3 separate regions of the Homo sapiens genome follow, and regions 1 and 2 are each linked to region 3. Evidence: chromatin contacts called from ENCODE Hi-C or POLR2A ChIA-PET data. All regions are on one chromosome and are shown on one strand. The core of a region is the stretch at or near the end of the contact, and the rest is flanking DNA. Distances in the headings are between cores, read along the strand shown.

The links. Hi-C counts contacts between places; a loop is a spot of excess contacts on that map. ChIA-PET counts read pairs that join two places held with the same protein, here RNA polymerase II (POLR2A). Pooled maps may share reads with other maps.
Region 1: a pooled map shows a loop between it and region 3 (6-fold over the local background). The contact joins the enhancer-like site here to the promoter of DUSP1 in region 3. A Hi-C loop is called at or near these places in 1 of 37 single-sample maps with no recorded cell type and 4 of 50 pooled maps. POLR2A ChIA-PET finds 5 or more read pairs at or near these places in 1 of 52 experiments (GM12878).
Region 2: a map of naive thymus-derived CD4-positive, alpha-beta T cell shows a loop between it and region 3 (3-fold over the local background). The contact joins the enhancer-like site here to the promoter of DUSP1 in region 3. A Hi-C loop is called at or near these places in 1 of 168 maps with a recorded cell type or tissue (naive thymus-derived CD4-positive, alpha-beta T cell) and 7 of 50 pooled maps. POLR2A ChIA-PET finds 5 or more read pairs at or near these places in 1 of 52 experiments (AG04450).

The regions. Positions count from the first base shown.
Region 1 is chr5:173,819,848-173,823,432 of GRCh38, reverse strand. No RefSeq gene overlaps it. Among named protein-coding and RNA genes, the nearest start is that of LINC01485, 31 kb to the right of the region's middle. RefSeq lists a cis regulatory region at 609-1,011. Within about 2 kb of position 2,177, at least 6 of the 41 ENCODE cell types and tissues checked have a DNase peak (open chromatin) inside an H3K27ac peak, as active enhancers do; they include GM12878, where a contact is called at or near this core.
Region 2 is chr5:173,915,629-173,919,358 of GRCh38, reverse strand. All of the region lies in intron 2 of CPEB4 (cytoplasmic polyadenylation element binding protein 4), which reads right to left. Among named protein-coding and RNA genes, the nearest start is that of CPEB4, 29 kb to the right of the region's middle. RefSeq lists an enhancer at 1,097-1,356. Within about 2 kb of position 1,423, at least 39 of the 41 ENCODE cell types and tissues checked have a DNase peak (open chromatin) inside an H3K27ac peak, as active enhancers do.
Region 3 is chr5:172,768,864-172,772,444 of GRCh38, reverse strand. DUSP1 (dual specificity phosphatase 1) reads left to right here and starts at 1,250. Exons shown (of 4, transcript NM_004417.4): 1 at 1,250-1,859; 2 at 2,139-2,284; 3 at 2,651-2,870; 4 at 3,313-3,581. The coding sequence starts at 1,493. LOC105377730 (a long non-coding RNA gene) reads right to left here and starts at 234. Exons shown (of 3, transcript NR_188285.1): 1 at 1-234. RefSeq lists enhancers at 1-202, 1-239, 1-775, 240-1,001, 1,423-1,692 and 1 more and silencers at 803-1,252, 1,793-1,902.

The DNA of each region.
Region 1 (3,585 bases), core at 928-3,427, 1.1 Mb before region 3:
ACCATGCTGGCACCCTGACCTCAGGCTCCCAACCTCCAGAACTGTGAGAAATAAAGTTCTCTGGTTTATGGTACCTATTAGGTTGGTACAAAAGTAATTGCAGTTTTTGCCATTAGTTGTTTTTTTTGTTTGTTTGTGTGTTTGGTTTGTTTTGTTTTTCTTTTTTTTTTTTTTTTGTGAGATGGAGTCTCGCTCTGTCACCCAGGCTGGAGTGCAGTGGCATGATCTCGGCTCACTGCAAGCTCCGCCTCCTGGGTTCATGCCATTCTCCTGCCTCAGCCTCCCGAGTAGCTGGGACCACAGGCACCTGCCACCACGCCTGGCTAATTTTTCGTATTTTTAGTAGAGACGGGGTTTCACCGTGTTAGCCAGGATGGTCTCGATCTCCTGACCTCATGATCCGCCCACCTCGGCCTCCCAGAGTGCTGGGATTACAGGCGTGAGCCACTGCACCCTGCTTGCCATTAGTTTCAATCACAAGAACTGTAATTACTTTTGCATCAACCGTATAGTTATTGCAGCCCAAACTAAGATACCTCTTAGCAACCCAATGATATAGATCCTTACTGTACAGACAAACAGAGTTGTTATGTAACTTACTGGAGCTCACACAGCTAGTTAGTGGGAAGGCTAAGATTCAAACTCCAGAGCCCACACTCTTAGCCACTAGGCTAGCCTGAGCCTAGTGACTGTCCTCTTTCTGTTCCACCACAAAGCTTCTTGTGGCTTTGTTTTTCGTGAGAACGTCTAGTCCCTCCCCAACTCTGCTTTGAGGTGTTATTTAAACAATGTAATCGGGCCAATCTGCTTCTCATAATGCCTGACTCATTCTCTGTCTTCTACAGTGTCAAGTCCAAGTAGCATGTCTACTGTTGGGTCTGTGCTGCCTCCCCTCAATGGCTCACCCACACCCCCACACACATACACACCCACACACACACACCTGCTGACAGATCAGGCCACTGATGATTTCTGGAAAATGTCAGCTTCCTAGGGTGGCATCGTCCATACATATAATGCAAGTCACGTATGTAATTTTACATTTTCTAGCAGCTACATTAAAAAAGTAAAAAGAGGCCAGGCGCACCTGTAATCCTAGCACTTTGGGAGGCTGCGGCAGGCGGATCACGAGGTCAGGAGTTCGAGACCAGCCTGACCAACATGGTGAAACCTCATCTCTACTAAAAATACAAAAATTATCTGGGCATGGTGGCACGCGCCTGTAATCTCAGCTACTCAGGAGGATGAGGCAAGAGGATTGCTTGAACCCGGGAGGCGGAGGTTGCAGTGAGCCGAGATCACACTATTGCACTCCAGCCTGAGCAACAGAGCAAGACTCCATCTCAAAAAAAAAAAAAAAAGTAAAAAGAAACTGGTAAAATCCCTTTAGTAGCATATTAAATATATGTAAAATATTGACATTTCAACATGTAATCAACAGAAAACAAATTAGGAGTGAGTTTCTTGTTTTTGTTCTAAATTTTAGCAATCTGGCATATATCTTAAACTTATGGGCCATCTCAAATTGGAGTAGCTGCATGTTCCTAGTGGCTGCAGTACTGGACTGTGCAATTCACCAAATTTTTTAGGTCAGAGTACATCTAGGAAATGACCATACTTGTATGGTGTCCCAGGGTAAATAGTCGAGCCTGTTAGGGGCCAGAGGCAACAGGCCAGATGCCCCAAGTTCCCATCGCCCCACTTTCTTCACTGTTCCAAAAGAAACCCCCCTTAAGGGCTGGACATTCAGAGGCTTTATGCATATTAGGAAAAGGCATCCTGTCTGGGGATTTCAGTCCCACTACTCTTGAAGCTGAAGCTGGATGCCCTCGTTTTGTGCACAGCATGTACAACTACCTTCAGGCGTCTGCTGAGGGATGAGGGATCCATTTCTGGGCGCACATGTATCTAGCCATGGTAGCACAGGCCGGGAAGCTCTGTGCTGGAAATTCTGAGTTTGTGTGTGTGTGTGTGTGTGTGTGTGTGTGTGTGTGTGTGTTACCTTTCTTCCTTCTCTTTACTCTCCTTTTCTGCCTTCTGTCGAGCACAGCCTGCCTGTGACCTCACAGCAATAAGTTAGGCCAGTGGTTTTCAAAGTGCAGTTCCCAGAATAGTAACAGCAGCATCACCTGGTTCCTGTTAGAAATGCAAATTCTCAGGCCCCACCCTAGACCTACTGAATCAGAAACTCTGGGGGTGGGGCCCAGAGCTCTGTGTTTGACGAGCCCTCCCTGTGATCCTGATGCTGTCTACACAGAATAGAAATACTGTGATAATAACACCACCACCACCTGCCTTTCACTGAGTGCTTTCTGTGAACACTTACTAAATGACTATGACCCTCATAGCCAGTCTGATGAGGGTGCCATAACTTGCCCCATGTTACAGAAGGGAAACTGAGGTGTGGAGGCCAGTGGTTCGAACAGACCCCACAGCTGGTGTATGACAGTGCAGACACAGGATTTGAATTGAGTTATCTTTACTGGAGCACCCATGGTTGCAACTGTTTGGCTATGCAGCTTCTTTTTCTACTTCAGCCCAACTGATGGCTTGAAGTCTTTGGCTTGGAAATATTCTGTCCTAATCTCTCATTCGTTCATTCATTTATTCTGGATTGAGCTCCTAATCTGTGCCAGGTCCCATATTAGGCACTGGAGCTGCAAAGATAACTAGGACTTGGTCGTTACTCATAAGAAGCTTATAGAATAGTTAATTTGGGTCTTGGGAAGGCAAAACAAACCAAGAACAGTCCGGATTAAGATGAATTGGGGTCAATTGAATAATTGGAAATTTGGCAGTCATAGTGGTAATTTCTTAGTGGGAAACACATGTGCTTGGATTTTTCGGGATAGTATTGGTTATGACTCAACCCCTCCCCTTTCTCATGTAACCATTTCTTCCTCATTGATTGCTCTGGAAGCAGAAATTTTATTTTATTGCTTTAGATAATAACTTGGCCTCACTTTATTTGTCAGCTGAGTTCTAATGGTGCAAAGTGGAATGATTTTCCTGGACCCACTTTTTAGGGGTATGGATGTTGTGACACTTTGGGAAACTGGAAGTGATTCTATATGACAGTTTTGTAGGTCAGAATATACATGCAACCTGGAAGTCCACTGGGACTTCTCTGCTCCTTGGAGATAGATAAACATTATATCTGTTAGAAATGCCTTTGGATGCAAGTAACTAAAAACAAGGCCCAGTAGTTTATTCTTATTTATAACAAAAAGTCCAGAATGAACAGACGATAGCCTTGGTTCAGCAGCTTGTTAATGCCGGGGCCAGTAACTCTGATTCCCTTGGCCTCTCCCCTCATGCTTGTCTCTCAGAATCACAAGATGCCCTCATAGAACCAGACATCACATCTGTGTTCAAGGCAGGATGAAGCTGTGGGGAAAGTGTTGTTATAGACAGGTTTTCTTTCTTTCTTTTATTTTTGCTGGGTGCTATAGTTTGAATGTGTCTTCCAAATTTCATGTGCTGGAAACTTAATCCCTAAATTCATATGTTGATTAGAGACGGGGCTTTTGGGAGGAAACTAGGACTAGATAAGGTCATTAGGGTGGGGCCCCCATGATGGGACTG
Region 2 (3,730 bases), core at 174-2,673, 1.1 Mb before region 3:
CAAAGTCTGAAAATCTTACTACTTAATTGTCATTCTGATTTCATTTCTGAGTGGAGATTACTATTTTTGCCTGTCCAGATGGTAAAACATAAGCTTAAATTGTACACAAAACTTAATATGACAAAGCAAAACATTAAAGAAAAGTACTTGTTAATTTGTTACCTGATTGTTGCTTGTTTTCTTATTTATCTCTAAGTTTTTATCTACCACACATAGTTAAATCCCTGCCCTGAATGTATGTCAAACAATATTAAGTCATAATAACCATATTATAAGGGAACTTTACTACAACTGAAAAGAAAAAATTATGTATTAAAAAAATCTTTTAAATGTATGTTTAACCTTCTAATAACATTAAAAGTTTACTATTATAATACTTCCCCCATCTACTCGCCCACCGTTACCCTCACCTCTCACTCAGGTAACAAAGAATAAAACGATAACCGATTTTCATGGCCTCAAAATAGGATTCCTTGTGTTCAATGTTCAGGATTAAGATAAAGGGGCTGCTTAAGTAATTACGGACCCACATCATGGATGACATAAGACAAATTCCCCCTTTGTGGCAACTGCTTATTTGATTTTCAGACCAAATAAAAACAAGGGTTAAATATTCAATCACGAATGTGTGGCAGGTAGAGGGCAGAGGATCACTATTTTCGATTGACTAGTATGTGTTATGTAAGTAAACGGGGCAGATGAGGATCTGGCCCATGCACAAGATGCATTTAGTTTGAACTGAGTTGGTTTCCATTCAGAGGCTAGAGGGAGAAAGGCTTCAGTCCGATCCTATGACGATGTCGGCATTCACATACATCACATGATTTTCTTTCCTAGGCATTTCCCCTTACCCTCCCCGCCTTATAAAAACCCAAAGACAAAAACAACAGCAACCCCAAATCTGAAAGGGGGTAATCGCACTGCTCAAAATCCACACCTTTGTAAGCTCAACCTACACAGTACAGTGAGGAATCCAACAAATCCGGATCAAAAGTAAATCAGAAAGCAGGCAGTTGTTCAAAATTAAGAATAGGCCCTTCACTTTTCATACAAAAAAATCATGCCACACAATTTCGCCCTCTTCTTCCTCACAATAGAAGTTACCTCAACACAGAAGCCCAGGTCCCATCCTACAGCACAGCTAAGCCAAGGCAAGAGAAAGACTGTTTAGGATGTTCCATTTCCGCAGTCAAGAGAGGGAGAGTACAGGAGGAGAAGAAACACGCTTCATTCCTACATAGCCACACACACATTTAATTGTAGCCCAGTTTAAATTATACTCTTTGCTATTTAACGTCCTCCATTACTTATGAGGCTTTGAGAATTAAGGCAACTTTCTAATTCTTAGGAGACTTAAGTCACTCCCCTGTTACGCTACTTTGAATTACTTGGTATCATCCAAACCGAGCAAGAAAGAGCCAGCCTAGTTCAGGAAGGCTTCAGCCAGACACGCAGGCAGCTGCCGGCCGACTCTGAGTCTTAAAGACTTAATGATATTTAAAGATCCCTCAATTCGCCAGACACATTTGATACCACACACTAATAATTTACTTGGAAGGAGAAATTTGATTATAAATCCGAGTAAAATTAACTGGTTTGCGTTATCCATTTCTTCTTCTTTTTTATTTCTTTGAGATGGAGTTTCAGTCTTGTCGCCCAGGCTGGAGTGCAATGGCTTGATCTTGGCTCACTGCAACCTCCGCCTGCCAGGTTCAAGCGGTTCTCCTGCCTCAGCCTCCCAAGTAGCTGGGATTACAGGCGCCCGCTACCGCGCCCTGCTAATTTTTACATTTTTAGTAGAGACGGGTTTCACCATGTTGGCCAGGCTGGTCTTGAACTCCTGGTGATCCACCCACCTTGGCCTCCCAAAGCCCTGGGATTACAGGCGTGAGCCACCACGCCCAGCCTATCCACTTCTTCTTTATGGTACTTTGAATCTGCCCCATTAAATGTCCCTTAAAGGAAAATGTCCATCTAATCCTTTAAAAAGGTTGGAGGTTAGGGTACCAGTAATCTGTTCTTATTTTGCCACAGGCAAACCAATTTAAATAGAAAAAGGTTAAATACTGTAAGAAATTATATACTCTCCCCACCATTCCTACCTGAAATAAATCATTCTAATATTAAAGCAACAGAACCTATTTTAGTAGGACTTCCTTTCATTTTGAAAAAAAATTATTTATTCCCAAATTACTTCAAATTTATAACATATGAAATAAATAAGTGACAAAATTTAGCAACTCTCATAGCAGGTTTCCAGAGCTATTTCAGCCTGCACAGAGTCAGTATCTGTATAAAATACTTGTTCTAATGCCTCTCTACCAGTATACAACATGTGTTCTCTAAGTCAACTAAGTGACTGCAATTTGGAATATAGGAATATTAGTAAAATGGTGTATCGAAAGAAAAGTTAAGGTTTCCTATTATTTATTACATATTTTTAAGTAGCACTAAATTCTATCCCAACTGTAAAGATACAGAATTTAAATAATCCCCACAGCCACTCTCTTACAATGATATAAAAAAAACTTTTATAAAACTGATGAAACAAGCTTTGTGTACTAAACTTTCAACTTGAGTTTCATGATTTTCTTCTAGAAAGGTTATTATAAATTCTTTTGCTTAGCAACAAAGAAAAGAAGCACAGATGGAATCATCACTTGCCCACTCATTTAAGCATTTGTTTCAAACAAATTTACAGCAATGAAAAATAGTCAGGGAAGGGTCTCTAAATTTAACACGTAGATAAAGCAAGAAAAAATATGAAAGTGTTTTAAAATGCAAGGTCACAACACCTTTGGCAGTCAGGAATTAAATACATAGCATTTTTGGAGTAGATCCATAGCTCTTAAAATAAAGCGATGCATGAAACACGTGAGGCAGTGATGTATAACATGCTTCCACTACTTCCTCTACATATGCAATAGGTTTCCTGGGCACCATGGGGATATGTAAAAGACTGGCACTTTAAACAACTTGCATTTCTGAATGCAATCATTATTGCTTACATTCAAATTAAGTACTTGAAATGCCTGAAACTCAGAGGAATTGTGGTGGATATGTTGAGCCTTTCTTTCAAAAATCTGAAAGCAACATATATTCTACAACAATATGAAGAGAAAAAGACTCCATTTTCACACTATTCAAAGGAATAATATGATATCTAAGTCATAATTTCATATCTGAAGAACAACTATAATGTTTTGACAGTCTGTAGATTGCCTTTGTTCTCTCAATAATTTTGCTGTCTCATTTTGGCTTTCTAGTGAAATGAAGCAAATTGAATATTATATTGTTTTCATATATTGAATTTAAAATACTCAACCACTATCATGAAACTGTGGATTGTTATATTCTGTCTGACGTCTAATTTTTAAGCACTATTTTTGTCTCTTTATTCCCTTCACATACAGAAAAGAAAAAAAGGCTCCCTAATTTTCAGAGGTCTCTCTATACACTGAATATAATACTAACTCATGAATCTTTATTTCACTGTGTCCAACCTATGCTTCAGAAGGCTGAAAACAGATGTACTCGCATGTGGTTTTAATCTATTTCATGCTGCTCCATTTCTAAGTAACAAGTACCAATTTCATAAGCGAGAAAAAACATGCATAACAATAAGATACAATATTCCCCAAATAATCATCTAGGCATCTACAGCAATAAAATAGTTTTCTGTCCAGGTGAAGAAAAACTTGATAAGCCTAATAATATTGTAGCAATGCAC
Region 3 (3,581 bases), core at 1-2,500:
CCGTCACTGGGACTCAGGGCACGGAGATCGCTGGGCGGGGCGGGGGTCTTCCCAAGTGTTGCGATCCAGGTCCTGGCAATCCGCCCACAATGGCCCGGGATTGGATTTTGCTTTCGGCCTATAACGGCCGCGACGACAGGGAGCGAGGGTTGTGGCCGGCTTCTGTTCCGGGTTGGAGGCCCCCAGCCCAGCGCTTAGTGGGCGCTCACTGTGTATACTGCCTATTTGTATAATAAAGAAAGGGATGGAGAAGCTCAGTCTGGAGCCAAGGTGACAGAAACGTGTCGGGCGGCCCCTGGGGGGCGCCGTCGAGTCGCGCTGCGGGTCGCCCCTCACCCCTCCAAACGCCAAACCCTGGAATCCACTGCGGGGCCTTGCGACCCCTCACCGGGATTTCAGCCCCCTGACCTGCCTCCCTTGGCTCCAAGTCTTCCGGGGGCCACAAGACTAGGAATAGCATTATTTCCCGGTGGGAGTTTGCTTGCTCACACTTTCATGGCAAATGTAGATATTTTAAAGCCACCTTAAAGAAAAGTCTGGGAAACAGGAAAGCATTGCCCTGAACCTCTCCGCCCCAACTCGCTCGAGTCGGTCTTGGTAGGGACGACTTTTCTATCGGCAGAGTTGTTCATTTTTCTCTAAACTTCATCTTAGGCGCCTATTTGCTGCCCCCACCCCAGTAGTGTGGTTCTGGGCAAGTCAGTCGCTTCGCCTGGGGAACCTCAGTTTCCCCGCCTGTTAGTGATGAGGAAATGAGGAAAAGGGGCACAAGAGTATGCAAAAGCACAGGAAGCCCCTTTCGGTTCAGGTCGGCGGCCGAGGGGCACGGGGAAGGGGACTCGGGGAGGGAGAGAGGGAGGAGCGGCGAGGCCAAGGCAGGTGGCACGTCGCCCGTTCTCCCGGCCGCTCGCATCCCGGAGGTCAGCCTCAGCTGGCAGCGAGCCCTCCTCCTCCCCGCTGGGCCTGGAGCGCGGCGCGGGTCCGGTCCCTGGGGACGCGCCAAGAGCAGGCCGGACAGCAGGGCGGGGGCCGGGCCGCGAGCCAGCGCGCGGCGAGCGGACCCAGCTCCGAGGCTGATGACGTCTCCCCCTCTGGCTCGGCGGCGCCTGGCCTGGCAGGGCGGGTGACGTCACCGCCCCGTCACGTGATCACCATTCAAACAAACACCCCCCCTCCCCCTGCGCGCGGGTCTGGCCCGCCCCGTCCCCCAGAGGCCGCATATAAACGCGCTCCCCGGGCCAGGCTCGCTGCGAAGGACATTTGGGCTGTGTGTGCGACGCGGGTCGGAGGGGCAGTCGGGGGAACCGCGAAGAAGCCGAGGAGCCCGGAGCCCCGCGTGACGCTCCTCTCTCAGTCCAAAAGCGGCTTTTGGTTCGGCGCAGAGAGACCCGGGGGTCTAGCTTTTCCTCGAAAAGCGCCGCCCTGCCCTTGGCCCCGAGAACAGACAAAGAGCACCGCAGGGCCGATCACGCTGGGGGCGCTGAGGCCGGCCATGGTCATGGAAGTGGGCACCCTGGACGCTGGAGGCCTGCGGGCGCTGCTGGGGGAGCGAGCGGCGCAATGCCTGCTGCTGGACTGCCGCTCCTTCTTCGCTTTCAACGCCGGCCACATCGCCGGCTCTGTCAACGTGCGCTTCAGCACCATCGTGCGGCGCCGGGCCAAGGGCGCCATGGGCCTGGAGCACATCGTGCCCAACGCCGAGCTCCGCGGCCGCCTGCTGGCCGGCGCCTACCACGCCGTGGTGTTGCTGGACGAGCGCAGCGCCGCCCTGGACGGCGCCAAGCGCGACGGCACCCTGGCCCTGGCGGCCGGCGCGCTCTGCCGCGAGGCGCGCGCCGCGCAAGTCTTCTTCCTCAAAGGTACGCCCTCGGGGAAGCTCGGGGCGGGCCGCACACCCCTGAGGTTTTGCCCGGTACCCCTGGCTCTCGGCTCCCGGGGGATCGCCCCACCTGCAGCGCGTGGGCGCTGGAGTACATTTATCTCTGGAACTTGTCATTGGCTTTGTTTGGCTCTGGAAACAAAGACTTGCCTGGGCCTTTCCGATGTAAACTTCCAGCCCTTGGTGGGTGGGGGAGTTGTATGAAGGTGCCGTGTCCCGGTGTCACTAATGGGGAAAAAAAATGTCTTTGTATTCCCAGGAGGATACGAAGCGTTTTCGGCTTCCTGCCCGGAGCTGTGCAGCAAACAGTCGACCCCCATGGGGCTCAGCCTTCCCCTGAGTACTAGCGTCCCTGACAGCGCGGAATCTGGGTGCAGTTCCTGCAGTACCCCACTCTACGATCAGGTTAGTAGGTGTCCCTGCCACAGGGAAGAAGTAAGAACTGGCAAAGGCATGGAAGAGTAGTGCCAGGGAGAATATAGAAAGTGACCTGCAGCATTATTTATAACGGAGGGGACACAGGGATATGATTTATTCCACAGTTAAGTGGTCTGACGGAGCCGAGTCTCCAATTGTAGGCTCTACGGAAATGAACTTGCTGGTCCTGCCCAGGCAAATGGGCTTAGTTCCCTATTTATTTATCCTCCAGCAACAGAACTGAGTTCACTCGGTATCTGAAATTGACTTTTCCAGCAGAAAGTTTTTGTGGGTATGGGCACTGGCCTTGGCTTTGAGCAAGCTTGATGAATGTTGGATATTTCTGGATTTCAGGGTGGCCCGGTGGAAATCCTGCCCTTTCTGTACCTGGGCAGTGCGTATCACGCTTCCCGCAAGGACATGCTGGATGCCTTGGGCATCACTGCCTTGATCAACGTCTCAGCCAATTGTCCCAACCATTTTGAGGGTCACTACCAGTACAAGAGCATCCCTGTGGAGGACAACCACAAGGCAGACATCAGCTCCTGGTTCAACGAGGCCATTGACTTCATAGGTAAATGGAATGGATGCCTGGGGCTTTTCTGCCTTTCTCTTCTCATTTTAGCCACTAAGCCCAACCTCTGTGGCAAGAGCTTGAAGTTTTCTGAGCCTTCTTCCACACATTCAGTATCAGTCTGGTGTGGGCAACATTCCTGTAAAATATGAATTTGATTCGATGTCCCACTTTACAGATTTGCAAAGTGGGGCTCACAAAGTTGAATTGACTGGTCTGAGATCTATCTGCTAAGTGGAAATCCCCAGTCTGAGTTTAAATCCTGTGCCATCCTTTGCACAGTGCCCACGTTGCCTCCATGAACAGTATCCATGTGATGGCATGTGGTGATGTTGACCATTTCTAGACAAGACACACATGACCTTTCTCAGATACACTGTACCTGGGCTTGGGGTGGTTCTCCTGAACTCTCAAGTAACCAGCCGCTCCTTTGGTTTTCCAGACTCCATCAAGAATGCTGGAGGAAGGGTGTTTGTCCACTGCCAGGCAGGCATTTCCCGGTCAGCCACCATCTGCCTTGCTTACCTTATGAGGACTAATCGAGTCAAGCTGGACGAGGCCTTTGAGTTTGTGAAGCAGAGGCGAAGCATCATCTCTCCCAACTTCAGCTTCATGGGCCAGCTGCTGCAGTTTGAGTCCCAGGTGCTGGCTCCGCACTGTTCGGCAGAGGCTGGGAGCCCCGCCATGGCTGTGCTCGACCGAGGCACCTCC